2 separate regions of the Homo sapiens genome follow, and region 2 is linked to region 1. Evidence: read pairs that join two places in POLR2A ChIA-PET (ENCODE). Cell type or tissue: PC-9. All regions are shown on one strand. Links, peaks and the distances in the headings refer to the core of each region. The heading gives the core; the rest is flanking DNA. Region 1 overlaps ATP2A2 (ATPase sarcoplasmic/endoplasmic reticulum Ca2+ transporting 2). Region 2 overlaps IFT81 (intraflagellar transport 81).

Region 1 (12,332 bases), core at 1,782-9,781:
TCACTCAGTGGAGTAGTCAGAGGTCTAGAATCAAACGACTCAAACCCTCAATCTGTGAAGCTGTTTTCAGGCTGCCTCAGATTTTTAGTTACACCAACTAATAGATCACAGGCAGCGTGGCTCTGCCAGGATCCAACTCCTTGCTTACTGGCAGAGTGAATAAGCCTGGACTGCTTCGGGTTCATGGAAGACACATGGGTAGAGGGAAGAAGCCAAAGGAGTGGTCCAAGGCCTTCATGGCTTTGAGACTGCTATTTGTGAATTGTGCATCAGTTTACTGAAAAGGAATCTATATTTCAGCTGAGACAGTCTCAATTCCAGTGTGAGTTTTGTTTTCTCAGGACAGTATAAAGGAGACAAAATGCTGCCTCACACTAACCGGAAGACCACGCCATACAGGTCATGGAAGGGCTAGGTGTCCCTAACTGCAGGCTGGACATGATGGTCTAGAACTTTTCACCCTGAGATTTTGTGTGGTCACTAAAATGCCTGATATTTGAGGTTATTAAGAAAACAGGTATACTGCTCCCTCCCAACTCAGGCTGTACTACCCCCCAATGACACAATGCCTCCTCATTTGCCCTTATTATCCAGGAAGGGATGAAAGGGCTTATGACATACAAAAAGCATTAAACGTGGTGACAACTAATCATTTTGCTAAATGAGGCTTGCCTTTATACAGCTGTGTATGACAACTAGAAAAGGCTGAGTTTTACCTCTCTCCTCCCCCAGACCTGTTCCTTCAGGCAGGCAGAACCTCTCCCCTTCCCATCGCTCCTTATTCTACCAGGGAACCCTAAGTTACAACAATGTCCTATAAAGAGGCTGCAAAAGTACTGACTGGCAGCCCCATGGTGATGACAGACAGGTAGGTCTGATGCTAAAAAGAGGTATGTTCAGCAGAACCCAATTCCATAGGAATCCAAGCTCCACAGCTAGGAGACAGTGGGCACTGAGGATGAGGCTGTTTGCAGGCAAATGGTCTGGTGGACCTATTAGAGGACCATGTGGCTGTGCAGACCCTGGACTGCAGATAGAGGGTATTCACTCTAAGATAGTGTAGGAGGGCTCTTGCCCAACAAGCAATCACCCTGTCTGCCATATAAAAGGAGCAGCTGCTGCTGCTGCCACACAGCTCAGGAATGATGTTTCCTGGGTGGTGGTTTGTGGGGGCAGGAACCAGACATAGACTTTGAGAGCCTGACTTACGTCCCTAAGCTCCTTCTGCTCCTCCCTGGCTGCTCTGAGAGCATCACACTCCTTCCTCCAATACAATCAGCTTCCGCAGTTCCCATTCTTGAGCTGCTTCTGTAGCTTGCTTCTTCTCTCCCACCTGTCCTTGGCACCCACGTGACCGACTGACCCACACAGACTTTGTGTATTGCAACATCTTATCTGCATATCACTTCTCATCCAAGCAATCATCTACCACTTTGGCCAGGATAAGATAAAGGGAGTTATCCTTCAAGTTTAGCCACTTCAGGCCTTAATTTTTTTTTGAGATGGGGTCTGACTCTGTTGCCCAGGCTCAAGTGCAGTGATGCTGCAACCTAAACTCTAGGCCTCAAGTGACTCTCCCGCCTCAGCTTCCCAAAGTGTTGGGATTACAGGTGTGAGCCACTGCGCCTGGTCCACTTCAAGTTCTTAAGCTGAGCCAAGTGACAGGCAGGGGGACCAGTCTTTTGAGGAGACCCAGGTGCTAGAGACTCAATGGATGGCCATTCTTCACCAGCAGCCGTTGCAAAGTGTTTCTACTGAGGTCTAGGCTCCCCGGGCTTGTGAGGCCACAGAAATCTAAGGGCAGTACTGCAGGACAGGTCCAGTATGGTGGTCTTGGCAGGAGGGAGCAGCAGCTCTTTGAGAGGAACCTCACTCAGGTCCAACTCACTGTGGAGACTCCCCATCCTTGCTACTGGCCCTTGTCATAGTGATGCTGGTCGAATGAGCCCTGTCTCAAAGACTCTGACAGGCAGAAAAAGGCTCAGAGGCCACTTATTTGTTCAGTGTATACATGAACAATGTGGGTGCCCTCTGCCACTGCCACTGCCACTGCCACCACCATCACCACATTGACCTTTGGTATTTGGTTATGCTGGTCTCATCAAATGAGTTAAGAAATGTTTGATGCCCAGGCGCGGTGGCTCATGCCTGTAATCCCAGCACTTTGGGAGGCCGAGGTGGGCGGATCACCTGAGGTCAGGAGTTCGAGACCAGCCTGGCTAGCATGGTGAAACCCCTTTCTACGAAAAATACAAAAAATTAGCCAGGCGTGGTGGCGTGTGCCTGTAATCCCAGCTACTAGGGAGGCTAAGGCAGGAGAATCGCTTGAACCTGGGAGGTGGAGGTTGCAGTGAGCCAAGATCGCGCCATGGCACTCCAATCTGGTGACAGAGAGAAACTCTGTCTCAAAAAAAAAAAAAAAAAAAAGGTTTAATTGAACAGGAAAAGAAAGTGTGGTAGCTGACAGGGGAAATAAGGTCAAAGGAAAGTTTCAAGATAGAAAGACACTATTATTTCCCCCTATGCTGAAGAACATCTAGTAGAGATGGAAATCAATAATGCAGCAAAGATGTTGGGAGGAGGTGGCTTCTGCTAGGAGCAAGAACACTGTTCACAGCACTATGGGAGAAGGCAGCCCCTGTGGGCCCAGAGGGTCGCTCAAGGAAATTAGCTATTGATTGCTTTTATTTTCCTGGTCAAATACACAGGAAGAGCATCTTACCTGAGAGTGAATATGGGGAAGGAAATACTGTAAGTTTGAGGAGATAAGGTATAATTAGTTTTCTAAGAGAGTAGGACAGTGCAGACACTAAGTATATATAGTACGACTGATAAGCAGCATGAACAATAAACCAGGTTCAAATACTCACTGAGTTGCAGGCATTTGCACGTTCTATTTTAGAAAGACCCTTCAATTCGGTATCAAATACATTCATCTTCTCTACTAGGCAAGTGAGAGCAGTCTCTGTAGCTTCTCCAACTTTTTCATACACACCCTTTGCCTGTATTGGTTAAAGGCACAGAAAGTAGAAAAAAGGGAGAAGTACACAGATAAATTTATCTTTAATATTTTTTTTCCACAAAAGCACAATCTGTCCTCTATTACAACACTGTAAGGCCATTTTTATCCTCCTCTGAAACAGGTGACCCAGATAATTAAAAACATACTCAAAGTACAGGTGTGCATGTGATCTTATTCTAATAAGTAGGTTTTTCATTTCCCTTAAATATAAGATGACATCAAACACAGTATTTATTATTTCACCCAAATATAAGAAGCCACTGATCACACTATTAATTCAAAGAGTGCCTTCACATAATAATGTAATTCCATGTCACTGCTTATCATTCTGAAGAGTTCACATTCTGTCTCTGACAGGGACTAGCTTACCTTTGAGACAGAAACTATATCCTTTGCTTTCAGGAAAGCATTTTCTATCCTGGGTTTTATTCATTTATAGTAAGTATGCTATCAACAGAAAGAACATCACATATACTACAACTTTAAGTTAACTAACTGCAATGCTCAGTCACAGAGGATATGTGAAAGGCTCTCAGCTTTCTTTGGTGAGGTCATGCTGGCCCCACCATCAGGTTCTGAATGGAAGGGGGAAACAAAATCAGGCACCCTTGACTTTCAAAAGGGAGGAAGGCAGGCTAGACTTTCATTCCACCCACCCCACCCTTGAACTAGGAACAGCCATTCCTTCTAATTTATGAAGAGACTTACCTCATTGTAATCCAAAGCAGAGTCATTACAAAGAGCACAAATTGTTGCTAATTCTACCAGACCATCATACTGGTGACAATTCACTGGTTTATCATCTTTATGCCTGCCCAAAGAGAAAACACTCTTAGAGCAGGGTATGGTCGCCACTATTGATTCCTCCCGCCCCCTGCCCCCCCGCAATTGTTTAATAATGAAAACAGAATTTCTGGGACAACATACTGGAAAAAATTCCAAACAATTTGATGCCAGAGCCAATATTAGACAAAAACAAAAGAGAGAATGCATCTCTGGTATCAGAAATCAATCAGTAAAAAGACCAGAAATTCTTAATTCAATTCTTCCACCACTGGCTACAGTGAATAACAAACACAAATCCCTCTTGAAAGTTTGGAGCCCAGAAGATGCAAAAAGATGACTGGATTATAACCTTTGGTTCATCTTTCAAAGTTTTTGTTTTAAAAACATTTACTACTTTAGTAATAAGTGTTGACTTGAGCCACATTCAGAAAGCTGTCTTAACTTTGTAGACATGCTGCAAATCAATACAAATACTAAACTGCCACACCAGATCCTTTAAATGAGGAGGAGGGTTACTCACACTTCTCCAATAGGTGCATAAGTTGATCCAGTTATGGTAAACTCATTAAGGGAACAAGTATCACCTTCCACTCTGTCCAGAATGAACATCTGTAGGGGGAGAGCGCATCAGAGTATTTAAAAGGGATTTTTAAAAAATGCTACACAAATAAACTACCTTTGTTAGCTTAGGACAAAGGCAAACAACCTCTTTCATTTACGAAAACAACTTTAATAAAACTCACTGAGGCTCACTCAGCATCAGCAGTACTGTCCCTTACCCTAACTAGCTTAATTATATTAGACTGCTTCGCCCATCACACCCCCGACCAATCGAACAGTATGAAAAACAGCATCACTGAGGTGCTGAATGAATGAGCAGCAGTGGCACCAAAGACACAACAACCCACACAAAATCCAAGTTATGAGGACTCCCGGTCAGCAAAAGGTCAGTTCCAGAGACAAGTTACTCTTTAGATTGCTCAGAATCCCAAATTTCAAATGGCTGGCTGTGAGAGTGGTATTAGGTAGTCCTGCCTTAGAGCTAAGCACAAAAGCTTGGGAAGAATAAACTCACATTTCAGAGTTGCATAAACATTTCCCGAGTAAAATAAGACAAACTGCTTCTCTGCTCCTTCCCACTTATTTTTATTGTGGCAATAGCTCATGTTCTATGAAGCTGCATAACTATATGTATACAGTAAGGAGCCCGCAGAGCTGAATGAATTGATGTTCCCTAGACAATACAGATGGAAGCATGCTTAGGAAAGGATTAATTTTATTTTTTAAAGCGACATAAGCTATTTTCTTAAAGATAATTTTTCCACTGCTTGATTTGCATTCACAAATTATAATTCAGAAGCCCAGTTTGGAAAAGTAAGATTTAGGCTTGTGTTTTCATTGCAAATGAAAACTTGTAAAACCTCCTCTAAAAAGAAAAAATTACAGAAAGTGATGTCAAAACTATATTTTCTCGTGCTTTCTCTGAAATATGAGCAATTAATAATCTGATCAAATCATTCTCTAAGGGGAATTTAAAAAATGTAAAACTCAAGTTAAACAGGCCACGTTGAGCTGGGCACGGTGGCTCACGCCTATAATCCCAGCACTGAGAGGCCAAGGTGAGTAGATCATGAGGACAGGAGCTCAAGATCAGCCTGGCAAAGATGGTGAAACCCGTCTCTACTAAAAATATAACAAATTAGCCGGGCGTGGTGGTGGGCACCTGTAATCCCAGCTACTCAGGAGGTTGAGGGAGAGAAGTGCTTGAACCCGGGAGGCAGAGGTTGCAGTGGGCTGAGATTGCGCCACTGCACTCTAGCCTGGGCGACAGAGCAAAACTCCGTAATAACAGCAACAACAAAGCTATGTTGTGTTTTAAAAACACATCTTTTCAGAGCAATTCATCTCACATTCAATAAGGAAATTAGTTAATCTTTATTTTAAAATAACTTTTTTTTTTTTTTGAGGTGGAGTTTCACTCTGTCGCCTAGGCTGGGTGGACTGCAATGGCACGACTCGGCTCACTGCAACCTCCGCCTCCCGGGTTCAAGTGATTCTCCTGCCTCAGCCTCCCAAAGAAATTATAGGCGCCTGCCAACATGCCCAGCTAATTTTTGTAATATTAGTAGAGACGAGGTTTCACCATGTTAGTCAGGCTGGTCTCGAACTCCTGACCTCAGGTGATCCGCCCGCCTCGGCCTCCCAAAGTGCTGAAATAACAGGCGTGAACCACTGTGCCCAGCCAAAAATGTGAAATTCTTTGAGTCTATACCAAAGCCCAAAATATTCTAAAAGACATTCAGAATCTGAATCTACATTAGCTAAATCTAAATGTACTTAGACATTTTTGACTGTGAGCAAGTCAACCATTTAGGATATGCAGGATGAAAATCTTCCTAAGTCAAGGGCAGTTATGCAATACCACTGCAAGAAGCCTCCTGCAGAATACCAATTAGCACCAGCTTCCTGTTGTGAGGTAGAGCTTCACTCAGAACAGGCAGGCTTTTTCTTTATTATAAGAAAACATTTTAAGCCAAGCCATTCAAGGGAGAAAAGAACAAAAAAAAATTATAGTGAACTGGGAAACTGAAATTTTAAAAATTACAATTTTACACATGGCTTTACACATGGCTTACTTTCACAGACATAAAGACTATTCTGAGGAATTAAAGCTTTCAGGCTAAGTGAGACACAAAATCGTAAATAAGAAAATTCCCTTTCTCTTCCTGAAACAACCAGTATGACAAAACTGACTTTTAGCCAATTCATCCAACCTTTTGGTTCCAAAAAATAAGAACTTAAGTAGCTCAAACACCTTAATATCCTGGAGAAACCTAAGACAAACCTAGAAGCTTTCCACTTTGAAAGTTGGAACACCCCAGTTCTGTCAATTCTAAATGTGGGTTTGGACTTCACAAGGAGCTTGCGGGGGAGGGAGAACCTGTATCTAAAAAATCATCATGAGCTTAAAATTGGCAAGATAAAAATTCACAGGGCTTAACTGATTATAAAACAATTTCCGATGTTAAAAATAATTATCTAAAACCTGACAAAAAGGCCAAGATAACTACACCCTTTCAATATCATACAGAAGCATTATTTAACAAGCCCATTCTAGGAAAATGTAACACTGTGTTACTAAATAAATGCTCATGTTATATGAGGTTTCCCTGTAAGACATTAGTTTTGTAATCTAACCTAGCAATCCCTATTCTAATATTCTAATATTGAACACTTCCTCAAATACAGATTCCCTTGCTAATTAATGAGCCGAATAAAATATGTGACAAATGTCTACTCTGTATGAGTCATGTGTACCTTTTGGAATAGACTTGTACCAAGTTGTTTAAGCAAAACCTAAGGAAAGTGAATTATACAAAATAATCCAGCTGTATAATTATTGCATTATTTATTCAGTTGTTACTTTTCTAACAGCAGGTTTAAATTATTTATTTTATCAAATGATGGTCAAAAAATATAGGATGGCCGGGCGCGGGGGCTCACGCCTATAATCCCAGCACTTTGGGAGGCTTTCAAAAGCGGGTGGATCACTTGAGGTCGCGAGTTCGAGACCAGCCTGACCAACATGGAGAAACCCTATCTCTACTAAAAATACAAAAAATTAGCCGGGCGTGGGGGCGCATGCCTGTAATCCCAGCTACTTGGGAGGCTGAAGCAGGAGAATTGCTTGAACCCAGAAGGCGGAGGTTGTAGTGAGCTGAGATCGGGCCATTGCACTACAGCCTGGGCAACAAGAGTGAAACTCCATCTCAAAACAAGAACAAACAAACAAACAAAAATATATATGATGAATACACAGAATAAAGCAAGTTAAAAGCAATTTTAGTCAGCCCTCTGTACCTGTGGGTTCCACATCCACGGTCAACTAAACAGCAGATGGAAAAAATAACTGCATCTGTACTGAACATGTACATTTTTTTCTTGTCATTATTCCCTAAACAACACAGGTTAACTATCCCTAAACAACACAGTTTAACTATTTACATATCATTTATAATATTACGTTAGGTACTGTAAGTAATCTGGAGATGTTTTCAAGTATACTGGAGGATGAACAAGGTTATATGCAAGTACTGAACCATTTCATTTCAGAGACTTGAGCATCTGCAGAGTTTGGTATCTGAGGGAGGTCCTGGAACCAATCTCTAATGAATACAGAGAGATGACTATCTACTTTTTGAGAAAAAGCACGCTTCATTCAACATGTGATAGAAAAACCAATTAGGACTTCAGGTAGGGAGGTTAACTAGCAGCTTTCTCTAGAACTTGTCTATTAACATACACCTAGAGACAGAGGATCAGGAAAATTAGAAAGGAGGCTGAGTGTGGTGGTTCATGCTTATAATCCCAGCTCTTTGGGAGGCCAAGGCAGGAGGATCACTTGAGCCCAGGAATTCAAGACCAGCCTGGTGACATAGTGAGAACCTGCCTCTACAAAAAAAAATAAAAAAACTAGTGGGGCATGGTGGCATGCACTTGTGGTTGCAGCTACTTGTGAGGCTGGGGTGGGAGGACTTGAGCCTGGGAGGTTGAGGCTGTAAGTGAGCCACAGCTGTGTCACTGCACACTAGCCTGGGCAACAGAATGAGACCTTGTCTTTTTTCTTTTCTTTTCTTTGAGATGGAGTCTTGCTTGTCGCCCAGAATTGAGAGCAGTGGTGTGATCTTGGCTCACTGCAACCTCCGCTGCCCAGGTTCAAGCAATTCTCCTGTCTCAGCCTCTCGAGTAGCTGGGACTACAGGTGCACGCCACCACTCAGCTAATTTTTGTCTTTTCGGTAGAGACAGGGTTTCACCATTTTGGTCAGGTTGGTCTCAAACTTCGGACCTCAGGTGATCCACCCGCCTCGGCCTCTCAAAGTGCTGGGATTACAGGCGTGAGCCACTGCGCCCAGGCTTTTTTTTTTTTTAATTAAAGGAAAATATAATTTCTCTAATTCTCTTACATCTAATACAAGTATATCAGCCATACAGATATCCTGTATTTTGTGAAAGTTTTAGGAATTAAATGATTAGATCCTCTCAAATATTAGAAATTAAGCTCAGGCTATACATACAGCCCACAGAAATGTATGAAATTACAAATCAAAAGTTTTGATGGCATGAAGGCATATTGGTAGGATGAACAAAGAACCACGACACGGAATATTCTAAATTACTCCTCTTACCCTGCAGACTGACATCTGGTTTGTTGTAAGTGTACCAGTCTTGTCTGAGCAGATAACAGAAGTACAACCAAGGGTTTCCACAGACGGGAGGCTTCGAACAATGGCATTTTTCTTTGCCATTCTGCGAGTTCCAAGAGCCAGGCAGGTGGTGATGACTGCAGGCAGACCTTCAGGAATGGCTGCTACAGCCAGGGCCACTGCAATTTTAAAGTAGTAAATAGCACCTCTGATCCAGGACCCTCCATGAACCGGGTCATTGAAGTGCCCAATATTTATGATCCAGACTGCAATGCAAATAAGGGAGATGACTTTGGAAAGCTGTTCCCCAAATTCATCTAGTTTTTGCTGAAGGGGTGTTCTCTCCTGTTCTGTTGCCACCATTTCATCCCGGATCTTGCCAATTTCGGTGTTAACTCCAGTTGCTACCACCACTCCCATAGCTTTCCCAGCAGCAATGTTTGTACCCTAGGACAGAAGTAGAGAACTGGTCACAAGATGAATACCACATCCCAACTTAAATACCGACGCTGGTTTTTGACTAGGGCACCCAGATTCTCTACACATTCTACTAGGTCTTCCACTGGCTACTGTTCAAGCAACCAGCCATACAACTGTGACAACAAGCAATGCTCCATGTGCTACTTACTTATGTCAGGCAGCTCTGTACTGACCCACCTAGATTTCTATTTGAGCCCGGCTTGCAGACCATCTTCAAGCAGTGCTCTTAACCCCTCTGTGTTCCCAATTTTTCAAACTCATATAGTTCAACTCTAAGCATTCTCCACTTCTGGCTCCAACAACTCAAGGCCCCTACTTTTCTCACTGTAATAGAAACGGCAACTAGCCCCATGGGCTATCTTGACAACCCCTACTCATGTGACAGGGTCCAAAAACCAAAGAAATCAAATGTGAGCAGTCTCTCCCATGCCACTTTAATTCCTAGTGTTATAAGAGAAGGACATGGCTTCACTATTTTCAGGGTACCTCTATTTACTTACTATGGGTAGTAGTCAGGTTCTCATACAAACCCACAAATGTCCCCAACTTAAAATCATTTCCTCACTATTCAAAGAATTTTTCACATCAATAGAAAAAGTGAAATAGTAAAATGAACATTCATATACTTTGCACCTAGACTCACCATTATTAATGGTTTGCCATGTTTGCTTTCTCTCTCTCTCTAAACACGCACCTTTTTATTGTGAACCACATACAAATAGCAGCTGTCATCTACATCATTTTGAAAATACCCTTTATTGGCTAAGGCTTTTCCAAACAAATCTACTTTTCAACTATGTTTGCAGGTAAGAGTTTGAAGATGTATAAGCTAGTCATTATTTTTTGGTCCCCCAAAACTTGCCAATTAAAAGACATCTAAGTCACACGTTATGTTACTGCCATATTCTGACACCTAAGACTGACCATGAAAAGTGTGATTATCCTTTAGAATGATAGCCAGTGATGGTTGGCAGTGAAAAACATAACATTTGATTAGGCTTTGGAAATGTCTGTAAATAAAAACACATTTCATAAAGTACTTACAGAAAACAGCATGTTCTTTTTATCTTGGTTGACAGCTCGTGGGTCAGGGACGGGATCAGTGTGCTTGATGACAGAGACAGATTCACCTAAGCGGGTTGTGAGACAGAAAAAACAGATCTCTGCGACCCACACCAAGAACCTAGAACCTCTCATTCATGCCCACCCATTACCACTCTTGGGATACTGTTAGTGTGAGAAAAGGTTGGCAAAAGGCCCAATTCATTCAAAGGAGGTAAGCTGGGAAAACTTAGTAATGGAAATTAATACCAGAACAAAGGGTGTCAGGATAAAAATCAACACAATTCCAAAATAAAAAAGTGAATTTTCAAGTAGAATCCCCATTGATTATTTTCTGGAGTAACTATTCAAATTAATTTATTTTTCAGTAATCATTTTATACTCTGATACTGTGACTGTATTATTTACATATATTTGTTGTATACTTTAATAAATACTTTAACATATATACTGATACTTTTTTTTTTTTTCGAGACAGAGGTCTTGCTCTATCACCCGGGCTGGTGCAATGGCACCATCACAACTCACTACAGCCTCAACTTCCTGGGCTCAAGCAATCTTCCCAACTTGGCTTCCTGAATAGCTGGGATTACAGGCACCCAATACCACGCCGGGTTAATTTTTTTGGTATTTTTTTGTAGAGATGAGGTTTTACCATGTTGCCCAGGGTGGTCTCCAACTCGTGGACTCAAACAATTTGCTCATCTTGTCCTCCTCAAAGTGCTGGAATTACAGGTGTGGGCCACATCTGGCTATGCTCTGGAGTAGCAATTAGCAAGTGTACTGGAAAGATCGCATGGTAAATAAAGAACTACTTTTTTTTTTTTTTTGAGACGGAGTCTTGCTTTGTTGCCCAGGCTGGAGTCCAGTGGCACAATCTTGGCTTACTGAAACCTCTGCCTCCCGGGCAATTTTCCAGCCTCAGCCTCCCAAGTAGCTGGGATTACAGGCATGTGCCACCATGCCCAGCTAATTTTTGTATTTTTAGTAGAGACAGGTTTTGCTATGTTGGCCAAGGCTGGTCTCAAACTCCTGACCTGAGGTGATCCCCCCACCTCGGCCTCCCAAAGTGCTGGGATTACAGGCATGAGACACCATGCCCAGCTGATTTCAATTTAAAAATCATGTCATAGATATATAATTAGGGTCAATCTGAGTAAAATATGTCTCTAAATGTTACTTTAAGTTACAGGTAGCAAACTTCACTCTCAATATTTGACCAAAAAAATTGGTTCCACAAGTTAGCCAAAAACTACATTATGATTTCTTAATGAAAGAAAGATAATATTCGAGAACCTCTATGAAGTTTAAATTTTTTTTTAAACTTTTAAAGTTTTTTATTATAGGCTGGGTGTGATGACTTATGTCTGTAATCCCAGCACTTTGGGGGTTTGAGGCGGGCGATCACTTCAGGTCAGGAGGTCAAGACCAGCCTGGACAACATGGCAAAACCCTATCTCTACTAAAAATACAATTAGCCAGGTGTGGTGGTGCATGCCTGTAATTTCAGCTACTAGGGAGGCTGAGGCATGAGAATTACTTGAACCCCGGAAGCAGAGGCTGCACTGAGCTGAGATCGCGCCACTGGGCCACAGAGTGCAACTCTGTCTTTAAAAAAAAAAAAAAAAAGATTTTCATTATAGAGACTATAACTGCTCTCTCAAACTCTTGGCCACAAGTGATCCTACTGCCGCAGCCTCCCAAAGTCCTGAAATTACAGGCATGAGCCACCGTGACCAGCCTAAAAAGTTTTTAAATGCCTGTAATCCCAGCACT
Region 2 (12,332 bases), core at 1,695-9,694, 150 kb after region 1:
GGGAGAATCACTTGAACCTAGGGGGCGGAGGTTGCTGTGAGCTGAGATCGTGCCACTGCACTCCAGCTTGGGCAACAGAGAGAGACTCTGTCTCAAAAAAAAGAAAAAAAAATTTAGTGAAGACTGTAATCAGTCAAGGGTGTATATCATAATCTCTGGCATAAGCACTAGAGTGCAATCACTCACTGGCTAAATGGAACTAAGGACTCTATTACTGTGGCAGGTAGAGTACTGACAGTCCCAGGCATGTTGCAGCAGTGCAATTAATAAGACTTTCACTTGTGGTGAATTGGGGAAGAATACAGGTGGATGGGGATTGTGGTGGCCAACAAAATTTATGGCTCAGATTGCTTTCAAGAGAGTTGGCTGAGAGGAACAGAGCTGACTGATATCCATAGCTGCTGCCCCTCTGGGTCCATCATCATGTTTGCACCAACGCTATGCTTCCCTGGAGCTGCTCTTAGCCAATGACTGAGTACAGCAGTAGTACTAGTGTTGGCCCAGTCCTGCCTGACAAGGGACTCCTCTAATAGGTGACTGGCTCAGGAACTCTCCATCAGCCTGACCAAAACTTTCTCAGAGTTGTGTTGAAGTTTGAGGCTATTTCTACCCAATCTTCCTTTGCCCTTTCCTTTCACAGGTGTCAGACCTGTATCAGAGCCTGAAGGCTTTCCCTGCCTCCTCCTGCTCCCTTCCCTTTACCCTTCATAAGTATGTCCTTCAATAAATCTTTTGTACATGTAATCCCATCTCAGTGTCTGCTTCTTGGAGGATCTGAACTGATACAAAGATGCACTAGACGGTGTAATGTTTCTGGCATTTGAGGAGAAATAGTAACTATAAGGACTATGGAACTGGGGTGGCTATCACTAAACTCCACTGATGGTTGAAGAGATAAAATAACAGGCTCAAATCCATTAATTTGTAATTTATTTATTTATTTTTTTTGAGATGGAGTCTCGCTCTGTCACCCAGGCTGGAGTCCAGTGGCATGATCTCGGCTCACTGCAAGCTCTGCCTCCGGGGTTCACGCCATTCTCCTGCCTCAGCCTCCCGAGTGGCTGGGACTACAGGTGCCCGCCACCACGCCCGGATAATTTTTTGCATTTTTAGTAAATACAGGGTTTCACCGTGTTAGCCAAGATGGTCTCGATCTCCTGACCTCGTGATCCACCCGCCTCGGCCTCCCAAAGTGCTGGGATTACAGGCGTGAGCCACCATGCCTAGCCTAATTTGTAATTTAAAGCAAAGTGATCAAGTTAGAGAACCTCCTTAAGGGCTTTAAAGAAACTCTCATTTCCCCTGGCTAAAGTGCAGAGGGAGCTGAAAACCAGGCACAGGACTAATTTTAAGACTGGCAAAACTCCAGAGAAAGTTGAATTCTTAGTCTAGGCAAATATTCTATGCCAAAGTCAGGGCCCTGACAGAGAAGAAAAAGGGTGCTGAGTCTGGGATGGGGGTATCTGGATAGACCCACTTGAGAACCTTGAATCCCCAGATTATCCTGTATCCTCTGGGCAGTGGCAAATGGCTCAGCTTGTTGGTCAAGGCCCTGGAAGATGCAAGACAGCAAGGACAAGGAGGTCTAGGAAAGAGGCATGTGTTTGAACCTATGGGAGTAGGCACTAAGTATAATGATCTTTTCATTACATGGAAACCGGAAAATGTCCACTGCAGAAGATGCACTGAACAACCAAGTGGAAAGGATGATTTGGCCAGCAGATGTCAGCCAGCCTCTGACATTGGCCCACACAGTGCTTAAACAATGGACTCACAAACAGAATGGCTTTGTTGGTAGAGATGGAAGTTACGTATGAGCCAAATAGCATGGGCTCTCTCTCATCAATGCTCATCTAGCTGCTGCCAATATCAAACGTCTGACCTGCCAGCAACAGAGACCATTCCTGAGCTCTGGGTAAGGAATCATCCCTTGAGGAAACCAACCCCCTATTTTGTGGCAATTTAATAACATCGGACCCTTTCTGCCCTGAAAAAGGTGACATTTCATCCTTAATGGGACTGATCCATATTCTGAGTATAGGTTTGCCTTTCTTGCCCATTGTACTTCAGCCAGCACTACTATCCAAGGGCTAAGAGCATTCAGTCTACTGATGTGGAATCTCACATAATATCACCTCAAACCAAGGGACACACTTTACAGCAAAGGAAGTATGATAGCATTCGTATGACCATATAATTCAGTAATTTTACCACATACTACACTATCTGGAAAGCTGATGGCCTGACAGAATAGTGGAACAGTGTCTTAAACGTAAGGCCCCAGTTGGAACTGGATGGCCTATGAAAATGAGTTCTACCTTTAGGATGGGGTGTACACCTTAAACCGATGCCCATGATATGGTGCTATGTTCCCGATAGAAAGCATAGGTCTCAGAACCATGAGATGAAAGTATAGGTGTCACCACGAACCATGATCCCCAGTGATCCACTTTAGGGAATTATGCTTCCCTTCCAGACAACTGTAGGCTCTGTGGGTATAGATACTCTGGTTGCCAGAGATATTCTGATGGCATGCTTCCATCAGAAGGCACATTAAGAGGCCCTTGACACTTAATGTTCTGACTACCATCTGGTCACTTGAGCTTCTCATGTCAATAGATCAGCAGGCAAAGAAAGCAGGGTATCATAAGGCTATATAGATGCTGCTATATAACAGGGACAGAAAGAAATATATTTAGGACTCAGATGATCCATTAGGGCATATCTTGGTACTCCCATGCCCAGTTTTAACTGTAAATGGGGAAGTATAGCAGCCATGGCCTGGTAAGGGCATGATTACTAGAGTCTCACACTTCTCAAGGATGAGGAACTGGGTCATCCCACCAAGTAAGTCATCTAAACCAGAGGAGGTACTAGCTGAGGTGAGGGAACTCTAGAATGGATAGTAAAGGAAGGAGATGTTGAATATCAGTTATGTCCTTGGAACCAAATGTAGCAATGAGAGTTTCCATTTGTCCCACTAATCTTTCTCCTATAAGTTTTCCTAGAAATTGCGACCAACTAGAATCCTATAGAAGCTATAGCTGGGTGGAGTAAATTTAATGTGACAAACAAGTAGATCCTACTAGTGCAAGGGGTGAACTGTAGTAGATGTTGCTGGTGCCCCACTCAGACCTCATTTGCAAACTGTTATGAATGTTGACTGCTAAATAGCTCATAGTTACCCCTTTCTCCAGAGAGTGCCCTCAGCGAAATGGGAGGTGTCTCACCTAAGAGGTTACACTTGACCACAGCCAAATGACTGACTGCCATGGGGTACAAAAGGCCAGCCCCCTTGCATCAAGATGGAATCAACTCCAGTGCAATTTGTTCCAAAGTTGATCATGGGATCAGAATGAAGCCAGCTCCAGTTGAGACCATGTCCTTTTCTTGCTTGGCTTTTTTCTGCTGCCTCATCTGCTTCCCTCACTCCCCTCCTTCTGAAGGTACTCCCTCAATAAATCACTAGCACAAAGAATTCCCTTCTCGAGCTCTGCTTCTAGGGACCCAACTTAAGAAAAAAATATGAAGCAAAAACTGATGGAACTAAAAAAAGCAACAAAGCCATAATTATAGTTAGAGATTTTTAACACACTTCTCTCAGTAACTGATGGAACAGGCAGACAAAAAATCAACAGGGATATGGAAGATGTGAATATCATGGCTAACATACTGACTGAATTGACATATTTAGAATACTATTCCCAACAACTGCAGAATATACATTCTCTTCACTGCACATGAAACAATTACCAAAACAGACCGTATGCTGGGCCATAATGCAAGACTACAAATTTCACAGGACTGAAATCAGAGTGTGCTCTCTGGTCACAATGGAAATAACCTGGAAATTCATAATAGAAAGGTAACTAGAAAAATCCCCCAAATATTGGATTTTAAGCCATGACCAAAAGGTCAAAGAAATCACAATAGAAATTAGAAGATATTTTGAAGTAAACAATAATGCAGTTACTACTATCAGTTTTAAAGTTAGTGCTGTTAGAATCCATGTTGATTCACAGTAAATTTTCAGTCTTAAGTTCCCTAAAAGCAAATAATATTCATCAGCATGAGACAGTTCATATTGCCAGTTAAAAGGAAACACAACTGGTTGAAATTCCACTTACTTCTACCAGATTATTGCTAGCTGGTAAACCAGCACCCAGATGAAAGTTTCCTCGTTGGTGAAAGAAAAAAAAAAGCCAAATGAAGGAAACCCTGAGGAACTGGCATCCACAATGAGAACAACTTTGCTGTGGGACTACTTTGGGTTTAACTTTTTTCAGACAACCAAGGCACAAACACATAAGGAATAAGCCTGGAGGCAGACTTCCACACAGCACTTCCCTGGATATTTCTTTCCAAAGCTTCTTGGAAGTGGCTGCTTAGAAATTTCTGCCCAGCAGGCCATGATAAAAAAATATTTTACAGTCACTCTCTTGGTATGATAATTTTACTCATATTAACTAACTAACCAAAAGAAAAAACCTACTTGGAATTCAAGTTTTTCTATTAATAACCCCGAAGTCAGCACACACACAAAAGCCAGTGCTTACTGCTACATTAAAAATAAATGAATCAACTTATATGTCATGTCTGTAATTAATCAGAGAAAAGTAATACTTTTATCATTTTTCCAGTAAAAACAATGACTTCAGTATAAAGCTGTAACCCATAAACCTCCTGGCATTTGTATTTATAGTAGCCCAAGATAATACTGTATTACCAGTTGTTGTTGAATATTTTCATGACGTTGCTTAAGAAGTTCTTCAGTCCTCTGCAAAAGACCGAATTCAGCTTTAAGTTCAGCTATTATCTGATGCTTCTTTTTGAAAACTGTACTCTTGCTTCGAAGTTTATTGACATATCGTTTGAACTGTAAAAAAAACACAATATGTAATCTAATGAGTAGAAAAGTAGTAGCTAAATATCATACATCTGTATAAACTCAATATATTCACATTTTTTCTTCTCTACTTCCCAACATGTCACACGTATATAATAATTTCGTTTTATTAGAAAACTTTATATAATAATTATATATTATATAATAACTTAATAATTTAGTTTTATTATAAAACTTCCCAACCCCCATCTTCCTGTCTTCATCCCTAACCAGGTTAAACTCCTGTTACTTATTTGCAGGGCCTATTCAGTTATGTGTAATGTTTGCCATCATTTTAAACTTCAGTTCAGTATTTGTTTTCCCCACTATTCCTTAAGCTTGATGAGGGCAGGACCTGCAAGTATCTTGCTCTAAGCAACTCTACGTTGTATCCTCTGTGTCTGGCACAGTGCCTAATACATAACAGATAATAAATAGTACTTACCAAATGAATTCCTTTATTTATTTATTTGTTTGAGACCAAATCTCACTCTGTCACCCACAATGTTTAAATATTTTGTGTTTTTAATTTTTTGACCCATTATATGTACATATATTATATATATATATTATGTGTATATGTTTAATATATGTATACATATAAAATGTGTGTGTGTGTGTGTGTGTGTGTGTGTGTGTATATATATATATATATATATATATATATATATATATATATATATATATAATTTCGAGATAGGGTTTGCTCTGTTGCCCAGGCTGGAGTGCAGTGGTGTGATAACAGTTCATTGCAGCCTTAACCTCCTGGGATCAAGCAATTCTCCTGCCTCAGCCTCCAGAGTAGGAGGACCACAGGTGCAGAGCACCACGCCTGGCTAATTTTTGCATTTTTTGTAAAGATGGGGTTTCCCTATGTTGCCCAGGCTGGTTTTGAACTCCTCAGCTCAAGTGATTCACCCGCCTTGGCCTCCCAAAGTGCTGGGATTACAGGCATGAGTCACCGTGCCTGGCCTTAAAATATTCTAAATCCTTATATAAAAGCTATTCATTTTAGACTTTACAAATAAGGATTAGGAAAACAGAAAGACAACCTTATAAAAATAAAAAGGTCAAAAAAGAAGAAAAAGTAGGAGATTAATGACCACAATTCTGGTTGTGGTTTTATCATGGTATATCTCATGTACTGTACTATTTTGGTAGCAGTCCATTGGACTACTGGGACTAATATAGCCAACCGGAACCATCAACACTTGTAGCTACTATTTATCACTTAAGAAATGTACTGTGACTATATATTGCTATCAAGCATCTGAGACACTGGGATGGTACCCATCGAAATGTTAAAAAGCTAAGAATATCCCAAGTTAGTGAAGACTCATAGCTATCTAATTTATCTATTTACCTACCCATCATATCAAAGTTATAACTAATAATGGAAAAAAGTTACAACTCTAATGGAAAGACCCCATTATTAAGTAATACCAACTAGAGTTTGGAAGAGCAAACAAAGTAGCATAATATTTAAAGGAATTCAAGGCTGGATGTGGTGGCTCACGCCTATAATCCTAACACTTTGGGAGGCCAAGACAGTTAGATCACTTGAGGTTAGGAGTTCCAAACCAGCCTGGCCAACATGGTGAAACCCCATCTCTACTAAAAATACAAAAAATTAGCCGGGCGTAGTGGCATGTGCCTGTAGTCCCAGCTACTCAGGAGGCTGAGGCAGGAGAATTGCTTGAACCCGGGAGGCGGAGGTTGCAGTGAGCCGAGATCACGCCACTGCACTCCAGCCTGGGCGACAGAGTGAGACTCCATCTCAAAAAAAAAAAAGAATCTTAGCCTTTTTAATGTCCAGTGCTTCTTAAAGCTAATTTTGGGGGATAGTTAATAAATAATTTTATAAATAATAAAAGTAATGAACATATTGTTGAAATTTTGGAAAACAGAAAAAAGGAAAAGTTCACTCAAAGCCACTATCTCAACACAAGCTCTATTACCATATTGGTATTTTTCTTTCTTTCTTTTTTTTTTTTTTTTGAGATGGAGTCTTGCTCTTGTCTCTAAGGCTGGAGTGCAGCCGCACAATCTCCCCTCACTGCAACCTCCACCTCACAGGTTCAAGCAAATCTCCTGCCTCAGCCTCCCAAGTAGCTGGGATTACAGGTGCCTGCTACCATGCCAGGCTAATTTTTGTATTTTTAGTAGAGACGGGGTTTCACCATGTTGGCCAGGCTGGTCTTGAACTCCTGACGTCAGGTCATCTGCCCACCTTGGCCTCCCAAAGTGCTGGGATTACAGGCATGAGCAACTGTGCCCAGCCCACATTGATATTTTTCCTTCCAATTTTTTTTTTCTTTGAGACAGAGTCTCGCTCTGTCACCTAGGCTGGAGTACAGTGGCGCAATCTTGGCTCACTGCAGCCTCTGCCTCCAGGGTTCTAGCAATTTTCCTGCCTCGGCCTCCCGGGTAGCTGGGATTACAGGCACACGCCACCATGCCTGGCTAATTTTTGTATTTTTAGTAGAGATGGGGTTTCACCATGTTGGCCAGGCTGGTCTTGAACTCCTGACCTCAGGTGATCCGCCCACCTTGGCCTCCCAAAGTGCTAGGATTACAGGCATGAGCCACTGCGCCCGGCTTTTCCTTCCAATTTTGAAAGCAAATTCTAAGGTTAATAATTCTAAATTATAAAGTAGTGAAATAGAAAGTACACCATCTCTAAAATTTAATTTTTTTCTAAAATACTTGATTCCTGAGTATACAAAAATTCCTTTAAAATACTAAGATTAAAAATTCTTCACGTTAAAATAAACTTCCAATTCCTAGTTTAGACATCTTTTAAAATTTGACTTAAACTTTGAAAGAGCTGGTCAGGTGCGGTGGCTCATACCTGTAATCCTAGCACTTTGGGAGGCTGAGGTGGGGGGACTGCGTGAGCTCAGGAGTTTGAGACCAGCCTGGCCAGTATGGCCAAACTCCGTCCCTACTAAAAATACAAAAAATAAGCTGGGCGTGGTGGTGTGTGCCCGTAATCCCAGCTACTAGGGAGGCTGAGGCATGAGAATTGCTTGAACCTGGGAAGCAGAGGTTGCAGTGAGCCGAGATTGTGCCACTGCACTCCAGCCTGAGCGACAGAGCGAGATTCTGTCTCAAACAAAACAAAACAAAACAAAACAAAACAAAAAAACAAACTTTGAAAGAACTGAGGAACACACTGTGTTTTAGAAGAAGAAAGTTTAAAATATTTTTCTATCCATGATTAGGTTAGTTTTAATATTAAGGAATCCAGCCCTCACACCACAAATTTTCAATGACTGCGTTACAGAAACTTCTTTAAAAATTAAAAATTTAAGTCATACTAATGTACCTGAAGTCTAATAACTTGCAAATTTTCCTTTTAAAGAATAAATGTGTAAGCCTGACATAACCACAGATTCAGAATCCCTAGAGTAACTATATATGCTATTAAAAGTGTCCTGGGCAAAGTGCCCAAAATGAAATCAACCCTGTTCATCTGCTATCCTCTGTAATATAGAGGCCAATTTTCCCCTTCTCTATCTTGCTGTACTCCAGAACTATTTTTAAAAGCTGAAAGCTATAAATGTTTTTGATGAAAGAACAAACCTACAAATTACTGAGTGTGTTCTATGCTGATTGGTTATTATTTGATATTCATTATATATAATAACTAATGGAAGAGTAGTCTGGGTCAGATCAATCACAGTTACATACGATTAAGCAATAGGTGGCCATCAAAGCATTCTAAGGGCTCTACTATTCCAGAATTAATTAGAAAAAAGAAAACACATTATCAATGTTTTTTCTTCCATTGGTGGTTTCTTTTAATTATCATTTGGATTTTAGGTTATTTTTGGATCTTCAATGTCATACAAAAAACAAAACTGATGAACACATTGAAGCTAAATCTTCAGACTTATAAAACACAAGTACTCATTCCATTAGCGGCCAGAGCAATGGCCTGATCATTTGTGAAGCCTCTGGTAAACTCTGCTGTACACTCAGATGAGAATAAGAGTAAAAATTGCCCTCCTTTTCCCTTCCATTCCTGGTTTACAGGGGTCAAAATGGTAGCTGGAGAGGTAGGCAGTAAATAGAGAGCTGCATGGAGGTGCCAGTAAGGTTGCATAGAGGCATGGCGGGGTACAGGGTCCGGAGGTCAAAGATACTGGGAAATGAGGGGGCTTGGGAAGTTGTATCAGAAGTGTGGACCAGGAGGCTGGTGACTGGGGACACAGGGTAGTAGGGGGAGTTAATGGAGGTACAGGTCAACAGGCTGAATGGCCAAGGATATGCAATGATGGGATTAGGGGCTGAGGAAACACACAGAGACATAGGCTAGCAGGCCTGGCAGCTGAGGACACAGAGGGGTGAGTGAGGAGTCGTGGAAACATAGACACAGAGGGTGAAAATGTGGTTGGTGGGATGGGGACACAGGATTGGTGTGTAAAGAAGGAGGCTGGAGTAGTTGATAGATTATTTAAATTGAGCAAACAAGCAAGTTTATTGATTGAGCAAATAAATAAATGCAATATAGAAAAAGGGAGCCAAATTTCTCAATGCCAGAGAAGATACTGGGCAACAGAGACAGACTCTGTCTAAAAATAAATAAATAAATAAATAAAACAATGAGATACCATTTTCACACCTACCCAACTGGCAAAAATAAAAAATCTTTCAATACCAAGTGTTGGTGATGATGTGGAGGAAGTAGAGAGGGAGATATATAATTTAGAGCAATGGTCTGGAAAACAACTTGGCTTGTCTACTGAAGCAGACACTATACATATTCTATGGCTCACCAACTCCACTTTTACAAGTAGCAGGACTTTTCAAACTATCTGTTAAAGGACGAGTTTTTTAAAAAATTTCTAAACATATGTGCATCAGATACTTTTGTAAAATAACGAAAATACCGAGATCAAATGACTATAAGGGTTTCTAAATGTTTCCTCTCAATTTATATGGCTGCAGATTAGAAGAAACTAACAGTCTCTGGACTGAAACTAGTCTTCAGACCACACTTTGAGTAGCACTGCTCCAGAGCAGACCTTCCTAAATGGGGTATGCTCTGGTACATGCACGTGCCACAAATATTGTGAGTGTGCCAAAATATTAATCCACTCAGCCTTTGCAGTAGCTGGGCAAGATATTATAAAGAACTCTCAGCCAGTCACCTTTAGCTATAAAGGAAAAAAATAATTTTTAAAGGCATAGGAGGTAAGCAACAAATCCTTAGAACATTAAGGAAAAAGCTTCCCATAGTGTATCATAACAGGTAAACCAAATGAATTTGTCAGTAAAGTAAACTACAAAGCTTGCTACTGGGCAGGGAAGCCCATTATAGCAGCTATTACTAATCATTTGTACCCATATACATTTGTAATCTAAATTAGTCTTCTATGAAAGAGCAGCTATCATTTTAGATGCTGAGATCAAATAAGATTAATACTTTATGGTTTATGCTAGCAGGTGCTGAGAGAGTACTCAGTTGTGTGAAACTCTAATCTTTATCTCTGCGTGCATTTGGGTTTTGTAATGGACTAATGCTTTATAGTGCTAGCTTCTGGCTTCAGGACCAATTTTAAAGACTCGGCTCCCCTGTGATCAAAATGGAAATTGACAGATGTTCTTTTTCCTTTTGTGTATTTAGTATGTTTTACAACCTTTAAGAGTAATGATCAGAATCTGGGCTAGCTTTTGTAATGGATAGGCAGTTTATTTCTCTAAGAATGTAACCATTTATAAATGCTTTTCGCTTATCAGGAACTCAAAAGAATTATTGGATTCCAGGCATCATTCTAGATATTTATGTGAAACAAGAATTACTGCTCCTGCTGCAAATTTTCTCCCTCAATATCTGGCATGAAAATGATTTTCAAAGTAATTAGCTGTGAAGACTTGACAAGACTATCATATAATAAGCACTTTACATTGTTTAAGAAACACAAAGCCATTTTTTTTTTTTTTTTTTTTCTGAGACGGAGTCTTGCTCTTGTCTCCCAGGCTGGAATGCAATGGTGCAATCTCGGGTCACTGCAACCTCCGCCTCCCAGGTTCAAGCAATTCTCTGGCCTCAGCCTCCTAAGTAGCTGGGATTACAGGCACACCACCACACCCGGCTAATTTTTTTTTTTTTTTTTTTTTTTTTTTTTTGAGACGGAGTCTTGCTCTGTCGCCCAGGCTGGAGTGCAGTGGCGCGATCTTGGCTCACTGCAAGCCCCGCCTCCCGGGTTCACGCCATTCTCCTGCCTCAGCCTCCCGAGTAGCTGGGACTATAGGCGTCCGCCACCATGCCTGGCTAATTTTTTTGTATTTTTAGTAGAGATGGGGTTTCACTGTGTTAGCCAGGATGGTCTCGATCTCCTGACCTCATGATCCACCCGCCTCAGTCTCCCAAAGTGCTGGGATTACAGGCGTGAGCCACCGTGCCCGGCCTAATTTTTCTTTTTTTTTCTTTCTTTTTTTTTTTATTGATCATTCTTGGGTGTTTCTCACAGAGGGGGATTTGGCAGGGTCATAGGACAATAGTGGAGGGAAGGTCAGCAGATAAACAAGTGAACAAAGGTCTCTGGTTTTCCTAGGCAGAGGACCCTGAGGCCTTCCGCAGTGTTTGTGTCCCTGGGTACTTGAGATTAGGGAGTGGTGATGACTCTTAACCAGCATGCTGCCTTCAAGCATCTGTTTAACAAAGCACATCTTGCACTGCCCTTAATCCATTTAACCCTGAGTGGACACAGCACATGTTTCAGAGAGCACAGGGTTGGGGGATAAGGTCACAGATCAACAGGATCCCAAGGCAGAAGAATTTTTCTTAGTACAGAACAAAATGAAAAGTCTCCCATGTCTACTTCTTTCCACACAGACACGGCAACCATCCTATTTCTCAATCTTTTCCCCACCTTTCCCCGCTTTCTATTCCACAAAACCACCATTGTCATCATGGCCTGTTCTCAATGAGCTGTTGGGCACACCTCCCAGACGGGATGGTGGCCGGGCAGAGGGGCTCCTCACTTCCCAGTAGGGGCGGCCGGGCAGAGGCGCCCCTCACCTCCCGGACGAGGCGGCTGGCCGGGCGGGGGGCTGACCCCCCCACCTCCCTCCCGGACGGGGTGGCTGGCCGGGCAGAGAGGCTCCTCACTTCCCAGTAGGGGCGGCCGGGCAGAGGCGCCCCTCACCTCCCGGACGGGGCGGCTGGCCGGGTGGGGGGCTGAACCCCCACCTCCCTCCCGGACGGGGCGGCTGGCTGGGCGGGGGGCTGACCCCCCCACCTCCCTCCTGGACGGGGCGGCTGGCCGGGCGGGGGGCTGACCCCCCCACCTCCCTCCCGGATGGGGCGGCTGGTCGGGCAGAGGGGCTCCTCACTTCCCAGTAGGGGCAGCTGGGCAGAGGCGCCCCTCACCTCCTGGACGGGGCGGCTGGCCGGGTGGGGGGCTGACCCCCCCACCTCCCTCCTGGACAGGGCGGC

What was found. ChIA-PET counts read pairs that join two places held together with the same protein. Peaks named below come from ENCODE experiments on the same cell type or tissue, not always from the same donor. Only the 100,000 strongest peaks of a DNase experiment are listed, where the experiment ranks them.
Region 2: POLR2A ChIA-PET joins it to region 1 with 10 read pairs; 2 of 35 experiments call an interaction of 5 or more read pairs at or near these places.

What each region holds. Positions count from the first base shown.
Region 1 is chr12:110,324,682-110,337,013 of GRCh38, reverse strand. ATP2A2 (ATPase sarcoplasmic/endoplasmic reticulum Ca2+ transporting 2) reads right to left here. Exons shown (of 20, transcript NM_170665.4): 7 at 10,539-10,624; 8 at 8,997-9,461; 9 at 4,329-4,417; 10 at 3,731-3,833; 11 at 2,871-3,002. Among named protein-coding and RNA genes, the nearest start is that of ATP2A2, 50 kb to the right of the region's middle. In PC-9, for the core only: no CTCF peak of the experiment used is centred there; no DNase peak of the experiment used is centred there; H3K27ac peaks cover 1,068 bases.
Region 2 is chr12:110,172,966-110,185,297 of GRCh38, reverse strand. IFT81 (intraflagellar transport 81) reads right to left here. Exons shown (of 19, transcript NM_014055.4): 12 at 4,727-4,876. Among named protein-coding and RNA genes, the nearest start is that of IFT81, 55 kb to the right of the region's middle. RefSeq lists an enhancer at 12,211-12,332. In PC-9, for the core only: no CTCF peak of the experiment used is centred there; no DNase peak of the experiment used is centred there.